Linked DNA regions of Mus musculus: region 1 is linked to region 2. The links are chromatin contacts, found by POLR2A ChIA-PET in ENCODE. All regions are on one chromosome and are shown on one strand. Each heading gives the region's core, a stretch centred on a gene start or an enhancer-like site at or near the end of the contact. The rest is flanking DNA. Distances are from core to core; before and after follow the strand shown. Region 1 holds the start of Setd1b (SET domain containing 1B). Region 2 holds the start of Anapc5 (anaphase-promoting complex subunit 5).

Region 1 (6,862 bases), core at 55-2,554, 320 kb after region 2:
CAGATCTTTTTAAAAGGTCTTCATTCTTCCAAGTGTGAGTCCTTTGGCAAATGTTAAACACATTCAGGCGTCCTGAACTGGATGGTGGAGTCAAAGGAAAAGCATTCCCCATTTGCAACAAAGGAAAAACCCACTTGGCCATTTAATTCCATTGCAGAAAAATGGCTCCCTCATCTGTTGGCCTCTCCTTGGAGTCTGATGAAGGATGTTTTGAGATCAGCGTCTAATAACTCAAGCCCTATAGAAGCCGCGCGCTGATTGGCTGCCGCACCCTGCCGCCCTGCTCCAGCCAATTACCTACCCACGGCCAAATTACAAACCCCGAAAAGAGCCCCAATATGAAATACACCACCACGAAGCCCCGGCGAGGCGGCTGCTTCGCCTCGGCAGCCCGAGAAGAGAGACCGAGGGCGTCTGCAACCAGATCCACGCGAAAAGCCGGGGAAGCCTACGAGTTGAACTCACAAAATGGAAGCCGAGCGCTGATTGGCCGCCGCCACTCCCGGACCTTTAATAAAGAAAGGGGAAGGAAAATGATAAATGCAAAAAAGGGGACTCTCTGTCGCTGGTGGCTGGAGGAAGGAGGGAGGGAGAAGCATGTGTTCAAGACAATTACTGGGCGCTCCCCTCCAAAAATAAAAACAGAAAGGCAAAAAATAAAAACGAAAAAATAAAGAGAAAGAGCTATCTTCCCCGTCCAGGCGAGGGTTGTATCCTCCCAGGAATGTGAAGGCTAGTGTGGTTCCAAACCTTGGTTTCCCTTCCCCAGCACAGCTCCTGGGAGGGAGGGGGCGTGCGGGCCAAAGAGGAAGCGGGATCGGAGATACCTCGATTGCAAACTCGTTTGGGGTCGACGTCTGCCTCCCCTCCAGGCTTCTAGTAGTCATACACACGATCACCCCCCACTCGAAACCCAGCCCTTTTCGCCGAGACTCCACGCGTCCACCACCGGCCTGGGCAGTTTGGAAACAGTTTGGGAGGCCCTGGGGGCGCACACCGTGGAGTCTTCCGTAGCTGGAAGGGTAGCCCCAGCCGCGGGGGAGATAGAAGCCGTGGAGACCCCCCTCTCCCCCGTCAGCCAAGCCCCCCACCTCAGTCCCAGCAGAATAAATAAATTAAAAGGCCTTCCCCCCGGGGAAGGGGGGGGAGGCAGTGTGGGAGCGCGCGAGTGAGGGGTGGGGGGCCGCTGGGGCCCGGGGCTTTGGCGGCGCAGCTGCCGCCGCCGGGAGAGTGCCTGGGGAAGCGGCGAGGAAGGCGAGGGGAGGAGGAAGAGGAGGAGGAGGAGGAAGAGGAGGAGGGTGAGCACTCGGGTCGGGCTCCTTAGCGGTGTATTGTGGGATGTGCGGCTACTGGGAGCCGAGCCTCCGCCGCCAGCCGCCTCCCGGGCAGCAGCAGCAGCAGCAGCGGCGGCGGCAGCAGCAAGGGCAGCGGCAGCTCGGGGCCCGGCAGCCGCTAAGGCGGCGTCCCCCCCATCCCGGCCCCCGGTCCGGCCGCCCCGGCCTCGGCTCCCGCGGGGGACACCATGTACTGGCTGGCGGCGCAGGGAGGCCGGCGCCCGGCGGGGATGTAAGCGCGGCGCAGGGAAGGGAGGAGAGAGAGAGAGAGAGAGAGAGAGAGAGGCCGCGGTCAGAGGAGCCGGGCAGCCCGAGCCCCCGGCCCCCGCCCGGGCGGGCGACGCCAGGCCCTGCCGCGCGCCCCGCTCCCGAGCCGGGCCGAGCGCCACGCCGGGCGGCTGGCGGCACCATGGGCCGGAGCCCGCGTCCTCCGTGCGTCCCGGACCGCGCCAGCCCGCAGCGGGGGCCCCGGGCAGCCCCTCGCTGCCAGCCGGAGACGGTGGCCGAGCGGGCGGGCGCGTAAACCCTCCGGAAAGGGTTTATTCTCTCGCTCCATTCTTAGATTTTTTTTCCTCGGGAGGCGGGGGGGGGGGGGAGAGGCAGCGAGACAAGCTTTCGGGGCGCGCTGGTAAGGTGGGAGGGGGGTGGGGGCCAGCCGATTGGATTCTCGGGCGAATGTGTAGAAGCGTCGGAGAGGACAACAACTTGCTTGGGTTTCAGGTTGGGTTAACGGCATGGAGAACAGTCACCCCCACCACCACCACCAGCAGCCCCCGCCGCAGCCCGGCCCTTCGGGCGAGAGGAGGAACCACCATTGGAGAAGTTACAAGTTGATGATTGACCCGGCTCTGAAAAAGGGGCACCATAAACTGTACCGCTACGATGGGCAGCATTTCAGCCTGGCCGTGAGTAGCCGGCGCGCCTTCCCGCCACCCCCACCCACCCCCGGTGGAGCCCCCAGACAAGAGGCGAACGGAGGGGGACCCCTCTTCCAGCTACCTGGGCCAACTGTCAGCCAGGACTCCCTCCCCTCAGCCTGGAGTGGGACTGGTGCCTTGAGGGGGGGGGGTCTGCCCCTGCCCCTGGGGAGGGTGCCAGCCCTTCTATACTGAACCCCCTGTCTCTGCCCACAGATGTCCAGCAACCGCCCGGTGGAGATCGTGGAAGATCCCCGGGTGGTCGGAATCTGGACCAAAAACAAGGAGCTGGAGCTGTCTGTGCCCAAATTCAAGGTAGGACCCCTCCTCTCTGTCTTATGGTCCCTCCCCCCCTCCTTCCCCGAGTTCGAAAATAACGCCAGTCCTGACCAAGCCCAGCCGGATTCTTAGTTCCCGCCGTCCAGGACTGGGAAGTTTTGGCGGGGAGGGGGGAGAGGGGTGTCCCCTCCGGGCCACTGTAAACAAAATAACACTCGGAGAAACTGTAACGAGGGCACTGAGACTGTATCATGCCGGCAGAGCTGGGGGCTCCCGGTCCCCACCTGGGTCCTTGCGCACCCAGGGCCCTGGCTCAGGGACCCGCCCCCCTCCCAACCCTTTGGCTTTAAAGGGGACAACTTCCTAGACCAGAGGGTCGTCTGGGATCCAGCAGCAAGGATAGGAGGCCAGAATAGGGGGGTGGGGAAAGAGAAACTGTTTCTTTTTCCCCTTTCCTTTCGAACCCAGAGGACTTCCAGGTTCCAAACGATTTAATCCTCTGCTTCCTAGGCCCGCCCGCATGCTTTTTTTGTTTTCTTTTTTCTTTTTCTTTCTTTTTTTTAACTGCTGGGCAAGTGAGGCGTGCTTGTGTTTTCTCTTTGGTTTTAATGTTTTCCAAACTCCCTCCCCCCCCCCCCCACCTCGGCCGCGGCCCCTGGCAGATCGATGAGTTCTACGTGGGCCCTGTGCCTCCAAAGCAGGTGACATTTGCCAAGCTGAATGACAACGTCCGTGAAAACTTCCTAAGGGACATGTGCAAAAAGTATGGGGAGGTGGAGGAGGTGGAGATCTTGTATAACCCGAAGACCAAGAAACACCTGGGCATTGCCAAGGTGGTCTTTGCCACAGTCAGGGGCGCCAAGGAGGCCGTCCAACACCTGCACAGCACTTCTGTCATGGGCAACATTATCCACGTGGAGCTGGACACCAAAGGTTAGTGGTGGCCCGGCCGGTTGGTGGCCTGTGGGGGAGGAGCTGGAAGGCCACCTGTCAGTCTCACCCTCATCTTGGAAACCCCTTTATCGTTCCTTGTCTCTTCTTTGGGATTCCCCACCACCACCACCACCATTTATTTTTTGTCCCCTCCGGAGGGCAGAGTCACATGGAGCCAAATGTGTTGTCTGTTGCTAGGAGACAGACTATAATTTACCAAATGTGCCAGTCCTTGGCCACTGCACCCTTAGGGACCACCCAGAGGCTTCCCCCACCTATGACACCCCTGTGGGCCCCTCTCTGAGCCCCTGTGGCCTGCGTTTAGACAGTCCCTAGTGTTGCTGCCTGTGTTAGGGGAGATGGGAGGGTTTGTTTATTTGTTGGGGGCAGAAGAAGAACCGTGTGCCTTTAAATTCATAAAAGTCATTCCTTAAAGATCTAGGGTGCCCGTGCCCCTTCACCCCCTACCGGTGCCCCTTCCCTGAACCAATCTGAGCCGAGGAGTGTTTCATTGATAATGTTCTGATAGCATTGATAGTGGATCTTGGGGGCGGGCTGCTCTGGGTGCTCATGGGTTGACACTTGTCTTCCCTCCTCTCTCTTAAAGAGACCGCAGCACCTCTGTTTGCTCAGGCAGGCTGGGGAGCCACACCTCCTACCTCCAGAGCTGTTGACTCTCCTCCACCCCCACCCCCACCCCCGCATCCTGGCTCAGGTGAAAAGGCCTGACAAGACACAGAGGGCATCCCCCCTAAGTTTACCTGCGTCCTTTCTAAGACATCCCTGCCAGTCTGCGGGCAAGTGCAGGGGGCTTTGGGACCAGGTGGTCCCGTGATCCTAATGTCAAGTCCGGGGGTTGGAGGAGGGGCGTGGCACTGTTGAACCCTGCCTGGGAGGACTCCAGGGGTGAACACCAGGGATTTTTCTTTTTGAGTTTCTGAGCACACACCAAAGGCAAGACAGAAAAACTTAACTTTGTTTTGCTTTTAATGATGGCGACATGCAGTCTCTAAGACCTAAGACCGCGCTGGGTGTTGTCGCAAAGGGTTGTGGTTTGTGGTAATTTTGAGTGGATTTGGCAATTTTGAGTGGATTTGGTTACCCCCCAACCCCCGCTTGCAAAGCCTAGTCATTTCTGTCCAGTCGACAGCTTTCCTTCTCATTTCCCAGTTCCTCGAGCCCTAGTAAATGACCCCCAACCCCACCCCTGTCGCCATGCACTTGTGTGTGTGTGTGTGTGTGTGTGTGTGAACAGACTATTAAATCTACTACCTAGCCTCACATTAAGCTGAAGTTCAATTTCCCCCATGACTGAAGCCTGCAGTCCCCCTCTCCCATCACCTGCCCACATCTTAAGCAGCAGCTAAGCCTCACTACAATTTCATTTCTGGGGGACCTGGAGGGGTGGAGAGGGAAAGAAAAGAAAGGAAAAGACACAATCCTCAGATACTACCACTTATTTTGAGATTTGTAATTGTATTTCAAGAAAGAGTCCAGTAAAGTGTGGCTCACCTCCTTTGCATATGTAAGCAGCTGCCTCTAAGGCTCTAAATACCAATAATCGGGGCCTGGTTGATCAAAATCTCTCTCTGGTGGGTAGAGAGGTAGGCAGAGGGCTCCAGGTAGTCCCCGGGCAGACTCTGGGTACTCCTGGGGCTTAAGCTGGTGGAGAGCAGCCTGCGATTGGCTCACAGTAGTATGTATGTGTTTGACAGGCTTAGATTGTCTTTTGGCCCCAGATAGTTAAGTCACCTCTGTCCCCAGACTTCCTCTGCCCTTGTTACAAGCCGTGACTATTCTGTGGTGAAAGAATGTGGGGGATGGGGTGGTAATAGCTCCTTTTGGGGGGGAACTATAGTCTAAGGAATGGAAAGAACTTTCCATTTAGGATGGCATTTGGGGGTTTTGGGGTTTTTTTTGGGGGGGGTGCAGTGGGGGGAGAAGCTCTGTCCCACAAAGGCATTAACCTTAGAATCTCAGGATCAGAAAGATCAGAGTTTTGCAGCCTGGTTGGACAGATGAGAATCTGGAATGAGGTGAGAAAGGGTAGAGACCTAATCAGGGGACACACAGGATCCCCGGGCCTGTGGTCGCAGGCACAAGGGATCCCTGACCGTGCTAATAAGTGAGTTGGAATCCCCATGGGGATGTGTCCTGGTGGAGCTTCCATGGATACCCTTGTCCCTTGCCTGTTACAGGGGAAACTCGCATGCGCTTCTACGAGCTGTTGGTCACCGGCCGGTACACCCCTCAGACCCTCCCTGTTGGTGAGCTGGATGCTATTTCTCCGATTGTGAGCGAGACCCTGCAGGTAGGTTCTTCCCTGCAGCTGCTCCCTCCGCTTCAGCACCTCTTGGCTTTAGAGACCTGACCACACCTGCTGTTGGTTCCCAGCTGATCTAAAAACCCTGTTTTCCCAAGATCTGCTGCACCAGTTCTCCGCTGGGATTGGCCCAGCATCCCTGAGTCCCTCCTCTGGTTCCACCCACCCTCCACCCATACTGGGATTCCCACAGATGCAGGCTGTTTTTCTATATGAATGTCAAAACATCGCTACGTTTGGGTCTTAGTGTCTGGTATCCGGGCACCCTCTGTACGTATTTCCAGAAAGCAGAGTTCAGATCCTCTTCCAGAACAGACTGGCTCCTCCACCCACGGTATACCAGGACACTCACCTAGCTGATTCCATTCAGCCACAGTATGAACTGAGGTGTCCCCCCCTCCCAGAGGACTGAAGTCTGTTTGCCTGCTGATCAGGAGGCATGGGGGAGGGGCTGTCACACCTTTTAAATATCTAGAATTTGTAAGGACAGTCCATCAAACCCAAGACCACAGTCATTGGTCACATCTCTGTGTCACACCCTTTAATGTCAGATGGCCTGAGGCTTGGGAAGGAAATAGCAGCCTATACCAAAACATCAGGGTCTTCTCTTTGTGCTGCCAGTATTAGGGACAATCCTCTATGTGTGCAGAGGGTAAACATCTATACTTAGGGATAGGGAAAAACAACAACAACAAAAAGAAACAAAAAAACCCCTGCGCACTTCCAGGCACTCCAGTTCTTTCCTTGTGATGGGAGGTCATGGGCTCCACACTCCCTAGCAGCCAAAGTTTTAGCGGGAAGCAGCTCAATTGCCTGGTTCAGCTCGGTCCTCCCTCCACACCCACAACACCCATGATCTCTTCTCTCTCCAGCTATCAGATGCTCTGAAGCGCCTCAAAGATGGCAGCCTGTCTGCAGGCTGCGGCTCTGGCTCCTCGTCAGTCACCCCCAATAGCGGTGGGACCCCCTTCTCCCAAGACACAGCTTACTCCAGCTGCCGCCTGGACACACCCAACTCCTATGGACAAGGCACCCCAATCACGCCTCGCCTGGGCACCCCTTTCTCCCAGGATTCC
Region 2 (7,699 bases), core at 2,171-4,670:
CTGCTGGAGGGCAGTGTACAGCTTAAACACTTGACTGAAAGAAAGCTTACTGTAGGCCAAGATCATGTGGCGCAGGAACAGACCTACAAGATAAGACCACAGACAAGGAGAAAGCATTAGCTGATAGCCCAAGACTCACAACAACTTCCAGCCCCATTCCCCTCAGAGGAATCAGAGGTGCTGTCCCTCCTCCTCCAGTGCTCTTCCCGCATGCTCTCCCTCCATTCAGGTCTCAGGCCTCTCCCACCTCTAGCCCTTCAGGCCTCCATTTTCCTCACGGCTATTCAAACTCTCTGAAGCTACCATAGTTATTGTATGTGAGTCTAGTCAAAAGCTGAGGTGTAATTATGTTATCTTATTTACTGATTTCCCTTTGAACATCTGCCATCCCTCCTTCCAGCACACCTGTCTCTGTCAGAGGCAAGGCTATGTCTACCTTGTACATCCATGACCTGGGGACAGGAGATCAATAACCAACTGATGTCGACTAACATAAAAATGACCATGCAACAGAGTGTGGGGGTGGGGGGGCCCACGGGACACAGTTAGTACAAAAGCATCAAAGAAATGTCACGTGCACACGCGCTTCAACACTAAAGCTTAAGAGCGGTCTCCACTCACCTCGCTTCCTAAGTGTGGCTGGTGACCCCACTTACAGTTGGCACAACCCAGTCAAGTGGTCCGCAGGACTGTGAAAAGAGCTGAGCGACCCTAAAGACCCCAGGCCCAGGCTAACTACTCCAGGAGAACAGAGCTGCCTCCCCACAGGTTACGGTCGAATAGAGAACGAAACAGGAAGGCAGTGAATACAAACCGCACACAGCCAGCACCCTAGTCTGCTTGCTTCTGTACACCCAAGTCAGGACAGATGCCCCTCAGAACGCCGCTCACTTCAATGGGAACGCTCCCTGCTCTCCGGAGAAGTTCCATACCTACTACACTCGTTTTGTGAACCTCTGGTTCAGTTCCAGAAAAAGAATCTGAAAGGTCATCAAAAAATTGTTCCATATCCTTCAGTTCGCCTTCAGCCATGAGCTTGATTCTGAATGAGAAAATCGGGATGCATGGTTTAGGAAGGCTCGCTGCACACCCTGCACATTCCATAGTCCTGAATTATAGACAAGTCTGCTTTAAAGGGGATTTCAAGGTTTGTTTAAAGCTGGGGCTCTAAGACAAACTTTACAATCCATTTAAAATGTCATCCCCATATTCCTCAAGAGTATCACACATTGCTAACTTAACTGTATAACATTCGTCAAAGTAAAAATGGAATTATCTAAAACAACTAAAAGAGAGGTAATTGCATAGGAAATTATACACATGGGGGAAGAATACATGAACCTAACTTCTAATGCAATCCATTAAAAAAACATCTAAATAAAAGCTCTTAGAACAACCCCTCTAATAATCATAACTTTGGTTCCCCCATGTATCCCAGCTAACTTCCGAACTGCTTTGTAGCCCAGGAGGACTTTGAACTTCTGTTCTTCCTGCCTCTAGCCCCCAAAGGCATGGGTTACAGCTGTGGACCACTATGTCTAGTTTAAAGTGCTGGGCATGGAACCCAGGCCTTGTGCACAAGAGGCAAGCACGTTACCAACAGAGCCACGCCCCTATCATCTTAGACTTAACTGCTCCCCACTCCTTGGTAATCTTCACCCAGCCCTTTGCAGAGAGAAAGTTCACCTGATCTGCACTGAATTTGCCAGCTGAGGACACGATTCTTCAATTAGCTTGTACAGCTTTGACAGTGTAATATCTGGGCCCTGTGTAAAGGAGAAAATAAGGTTAGAGATAACGGGCAAAGAGCTTCGGACTGAGAAACGACTGAAAAGAGTCATTTATCAATCATTCCAAACGAGACACATGGAATCAGGATTTTCCTGACTATGCAAAATACGAAGACATACTTCACATTTGTAGATTGGTTTTAGTCAATGGAATAATCTATTAAAAAAAAAAGGAGAAAGAAAAATGAACAGGATTTATAGGATAAGGCTCTCTTTCCTTTGTTACTCTTAACAGGCAACGCTGAGCCCGTCTCCATCAGTTAAATGGACTTAATAATCACTATCTCCTTTGTCTGTGGAAAAGTTAAGTGGGAGACTGTGAAAGGCTTTGCACACCGGGAAGCACTATACAAAGGTGGGTGCTCTAGTTCTCCTGAGTATAAACACATTTCATCGTTTTCTGAACTGGGGAAGGAAGGCTAACCCAGAAGCAGAGCCTTCTCTAGACAAGGTTTAAAATTACTCACTGGGGCCATTTTTAGAAAGTCAGTGTTTACACCACTCTAGATGTAGGTAACCCAACTCGACTTCTTGGGAAATTGTATTTGACATATACTATTTTAAGATTGCCTGTATGGCTGGGTATACAGCTCTAATCTCAGCACTCAGGAGACAAAGGCAGGGGGATCTCTTGAGTTGGAGGCCACCCTGGTCTACAGAGCGAGTTCCAAGACATCCAGGGCAACACAAAGAAACCCTGTCTTGAAAAACAAACCACGGGTTGGTGAGATGGCTCAGCGGTTAAGAGCACTGACTGCTCTTCTGAAGGTCCTGAGTTCAAATCCCAGCAACCACATGGTGACTCACAACCATCTGTAATGAAATCTGACCCCCTCTTCTGGGGTGTCTGAAGACAACTACAGTGTACTTACATATAATAAATAAACAAGTTAGAAAAAAAGAAAAACAAACCACTACAAAGTGAGTTCCAGGACAGAGAAACCCTGTCTCGAAAAACCAAAAAAAACCCAAAAACAAACAAAAAAAGACAAACAAACCAAACTAAAAGAACCTATATGTTAAAACAAAAACAAAAAAAAAAACCCTCAAAACTTATCATTTATAGGAAAAGAGTTAAACCATGCCGGTTAGCTTAGGATGAAATATCATGCAGTTGCTAGTGTTCTTTTTCAGTGACAAGATGAAGCCCCGCCCCCAGGGCCCCTCCCCCGGGGCTGGACCTTCCCTGCCCTCCAGCTCAGGGCGGGGCCCACGCGAAGCGCGCGCGCGCGTGCGGTAATGGGCGGGAAAGAGCGGGCGCCCCTCACCTGCAGCAGGGGCAGGAGCAGCTGGTTGAGCTTCCGCCGCTCCACGAGGCTGACGGCGCCCTCGCCCGTGCGGCCCATCTCGTTGAGCAGCACCAGGACGGCGATCTTATAGGGCGTCACCCAGTCCTTGATGCCAAACAAGTTGGCGTGCACTACCCCGTTGGTCATCATCGGGCTGAAGTCCTGGCTCTTCGTGGACGCCGGCAAGGACAGGCCCTCTCCAGGCCTGCCACGCGCCGCGCCCACGAGCCGCCTTTACGCCATGGCTGCAGCCGCCCGGCACCTTAACCCGCCCAAGACTGTTTCCCACAGTAGCGGGGGCCTCAGTGTCCCTCTCCCACCCCGGCGGTGCCTTCGACCAATCAAAGACCAGAAGGAAGACTGACAGCCAATCAAAACAGCCAAACCTGTAGTGAGCGGGGGTAGGGGAGGGGGTGGGACATAAATGGTGTTATGGCAAATCGGTTCCCTACAGAAACGCTCAACCAAGGCGACCAGGTTCCTAGTCGACGTGGACAGGGATCTGGGAGGAAGACGCAGGGATTTTGATCAGAGACAGCGTGAACTACAGGCCACGCGTGTATTTATTTAATTTGATCTTCCTTCTCGCCCCCATTTAATTGCATCTTTGCCTCTAGCGGTACACGAAATTGAACAAGACACCTCGCCTGTATATGTGTATACCAGGGAAGCTCTCTTAACAAAGACCTTCAGCTGAAGCGATGCTCCTCCCCTTTTGGAGAAAAAAAAAAAAAAACTTACTAAGTAGCATAAACTGGCCTTGAACTCGCGACAATAGCTGAGATGATTTGAATGATCTACCCTGCCCAAAAGACATTTTTAAATCATTGTATTTAAAAGCAATGGGATTAAATTGGCATGTTTAAATTATATTTGCATACTAGATGTGATAGCTCCCTGCCTCTTACTCCAGCAACCTGGAGGCACAGGCAGTGGCAAGCACATCTCCATAAATTCGAGGCCAACCTGGTCTATAAAGCCAGTTCCAGGCCAGCTAGGTCTGCATAGTTAAGAAGACCCTGCCTCAAAAAACTTTTTTTTCGCTAGGCAATGATGGCACACGACTTTAATCCCAGAACGTGGGAGGCAGAGACAGACAGATTTCTTTTCTGAGTTCAAGGCCAGCTTGGTCTACAGAGTGAGTTCCAGGACAGCCAGGGCTACACAGAGAAACCCTGTCTAGAAAAACAAAAACAAAAAGCATTTTTTTCACTCATATTAAATTTTTTTGATACAAGGTGTCACCATGCAGCCCTTTGTAGAACCTGCCTCTGCCTCCCTACTAGCAGTAGGGAGCCACCATGCCTGTCCTTATTCTCCTTTTGTAAGGACAAGAGCCCATGTTTTTCTTCAACATCTCACAAATGCCATTTGTAGGCAGCTACGTGTCAGTTTGCAAGTGCGATACCCATAGTGAAACAAAAGGTAAGACCACCTTCTTGTGAATGGATATCTGTATCCCACCTAAGTCACTACAAAGTCCAACATCAGGTAAATGAAGCTCTTAAAACCAACCCCCGGTCTACAGTATTTTCAGTCTGACTTTTCACAATGCCCCTTCTACTTATCTGTATTTCTCAAGACACTTAGTTCTCTAGAGCTTAAAGTATTATTATCAGGGCTGAAGAAACAGCCCGGTTGTTAAGAGCACTAGAGCACTTGCTGTTCTTGCAGAGAAATTGGGTTTGGTTCCCAGAACCCACATGGTCCATCAGTATCTTCTGGCTTCTGCGGGCACCAGACAGCCATGTGGTACAGAGATATATATGCAGGCAAAGTACTCGTACAAATAAAATAAAAATAAATAAGTATTTTAAAATAAAAATATTATCAGTGATTAGTCATTCTCAGTAGTTTTCATAGCTCTTTATTTTTTAAAGTTTTTTAAAAGATTTATTTATTTATGTATGTATATGAGTACACTGTAGCTGTACAGATAGTTGTGAGCCATCATGTGGTTGCTGGGAATTGAGCTCAGGACCTCTGCTTGCTCTGGCCCTGCTCACTCTGGCCCCAAGATTTATTTATTGTTATATGTAAGTACATTGTAGCTGTCTTCAGACACACCAGAAGAGGGTGTTAGATCTCATTACGGATGGTTGTGAGCCACCATGTGGTTGCTGAGAATTGAACTCAGGACCTTCAGAAGAGTAGTCAGTGCTCTTAATCTCTCCAGCCCCCGTTTTCATAGCTCTTGAAACAAAAAAAGATATGTACTATTCAACTTCTGCTGCATACAAACACAAATTGGGCCTGTTTTCTTCTGTCAGTCCTGTTTGTTTAATAAGTGATATTTGTCCTAAGAGATTACTCAGTGGCTAAGCTGCTTTTCCAGAGAACCAGAGTTTGTGCCGCAGCACCTACATCAGAGACCACGTAACTATTTATGTAGGGGTGGGGGGGCTTGTTGGGTTGTTTGAGTTGTTTTTTATTTTTTTCAAGATAAGGTTTTCCAGCCAGGCGTGGTGCCGCACGCCTTTAATCCCAGCACTCAAGAGGCAGAGGCAGGTGGATTTCTGAGTTCAAGGCCAGCCTGATCTACAAAGTGAGTTCCAGGACAGCCAGGACTATACAGAGAAACCCTGTCTCAAAAAAAAAAAAAAAAAAAAAAAAAGATAAGGTTTTCCTGTGTGTATATGCTCCGTCCAGGGAGTGGCACTATTAACTATTAGGTGTGGCCCTGTTCAAATAGGTGTGGCCTTTTTGGAGTAGGTGTGGCACTGTGGGTGGGTGTGGGCTTTAAGACCCTCATCCTAGCTGCCTGGAAGTCAGTATTCTGCTAGCAGCCTTCAGATGAAGATGTAGAACTCCCAGCTCCTCCTGCACTGTGTGCACCGTAGATGCTGCCATGCTCCCACCTTGATGATAATGGACTGGACCTCTGAACCTGTAAGCAGCCCCAATTAAGTGTTGTTCTTTTTATAAGAGTTGCCTTGGTCATGGTGTCTATTCACAGCAGTAAAGACATTCTGTGTAGCTCTAGCTGTCCTAGAACTTGCTCTATAGACCTAGCTCGTTTTGCCTCTGCCTCCCAAGGTCTGGGATTGAAGGTGTGTTCTACCATTGCCAAACTTTTCCAATTATCTTTAACCCAGCTCTGGGAGCTCTGACTCCTCCTGGTCTCCTCTGGTACTGCACATACATGCACATACCTCTACATAAGCAACCATACATGCAAATGATTAAAAAAAATTAGGTCTGGAGAGATGACTTAACAGTAAAGAGCACTTACTGCTCTTGCAGAGGACACAGGTTCAATCCCCCCATCCACAAGGTGGCTCACAAACATTTGTAACTCTAGTTCCAGGGACTCCAAAGCCCTCTTCTGCTCTCAGGTACTGGGCTTGCTCAGGGTGTGTGTGTGTGTGTGTGTGTGTGTATACATGCTAGCAAAAATAATACCTCATGTACATAAAATTTTTAAAAATGAATCCTAAAAAGAAAGAAAGAAAGAAAGAAAGAAAGAAAGAAAGAAAGAAAGGACTGAAAACTAGTAGGCTTTGAAGTTATTTTGCACGGCAGGCAGATGCCTGATTTACATTATCTGAGAACACTGAACACCTGGAGCACAACCACACCAGCTTTTCCTCTGAGTCATCAGAGAGTTGCTCTTCAATGTGACATCTGCAGCTCCCGTTACAGATGGGAGAGCCAGCAGAGCGGTCTCAGAGAACTGGTTTACCTGCTGCTAGTCAAACCCAAACCTTCCCGAAGGGGCAGACCCCAATCACAGTACTTGTGAAAATCCTGCTGGGGCTGGGCTGGAGAGATCGCTCAGTGGTCCCAGCAACCATGTGATAGCTCACAACTATCTGGAATGGGATCTGACGCCCTCTTCTGGTGTGTCTGAAGACAGCGATAGTGTACTCATATATATCAAATAATTCTTTGAAAAAAAAATTGAAGACTTTTCTGTGGAGAGGGCTGAGTTTTTTGAGACAGGATCTTGCAACTTAGCTTGGTTAATCTAAACCTAACATTAGGCCACTCTGGCTTTGATTTTATGGCTATTCTCCTGCCTCAACCTCCCAACCACCAAGATCATCACAGTGTGTACTGCCACACATCTAGCTTTTTTTTTTTTTTTTTGAGACCTCTTGCTTCTACTTTCCAGCTTGTTGCCACTGGACCTGAAGACAAATCATCTTTCTACTCCATAAAACCGACCTTGCCTTGCCCCACTTAAAATCCTTTGGGGGAGGAGGGCAGGGCCAAAACAACGATTTGAAAAAAATGGAGGCATGGGGAAGGGGCCTCCATTGTGCACTGCCCATGAGTGCAAACAGACATCTCATCAGGTAAAGGACCGGAAACATCAACCCTGCCGACATTAGTTCCGGGCTCAGGACTCACAGGGTGCAAGGGGAAAAAGGATCCCCTCAAGCTGTCCTCTGTCCTCCATACCCGGGTTGTGGCATGTGCACACACATACACAGATAGGTAGACAGACAGACGGACGGACAGATATAATAAGAATGTATTTTAAAAGAGGCTGGGGGTGCGGTTCTATGAGAGAGCACTTGTGGAGCGCACTAGGAACCCTGAATCCCATTTCCAGGCCCTTCCCAAATCACGCGCTCCCTGCTGCACCCAGACAATAATCGGTGACGGTCCAAAAGA

Evidence for each region. ChIA-PET counts read pairs that join two places held with the same protein, here RNA polymerase II (POLR2A).
Region 1: POLR2A ChIA-PET joins it to region 2 with 11 read pairs in Patski. The contact joins the promoter of Setd1b here to the promoter of Anapc5 in region 2. POLR2A ChIA-PET finds 5 or more read pairs at or near these places in 3 of 5 experiments (Patski and embryonic stem cell).

The regions. Positions count from the first base shown.
Region 1 is chr5:123,140,889-123,147,750 of GRCm38, forward strand. It overlaps Setd1b (SET domain containing 1B), which reads left to right and starts at 1,305. Exons shown (of 17, transcript NM_001040398.2): 1 at 1,305-1,566; 2 at 2,055-2,239; 3 at 2,468-2,566; 4 at 3,193-3,463; 5 at 5,662-5,774; 6 at 6,659-6,862. The coding sequence starts at 2,069. It also overlaps a transcript of Rhof not described here.
Region 2 is chr5:122,817,922-122,825,620 of GRCm38, forward strand. Anapc5 (anaphase-promoting complex subunit 5) reads right to left here and starts at 3,421. Exons shown (of 17, transcript NM_021505.3): 1 at 3,059-3,421; 2 at 1,687-1,766; 3 at 933-1,042; 4 at 1-83. The coding sequence starts at 3,229.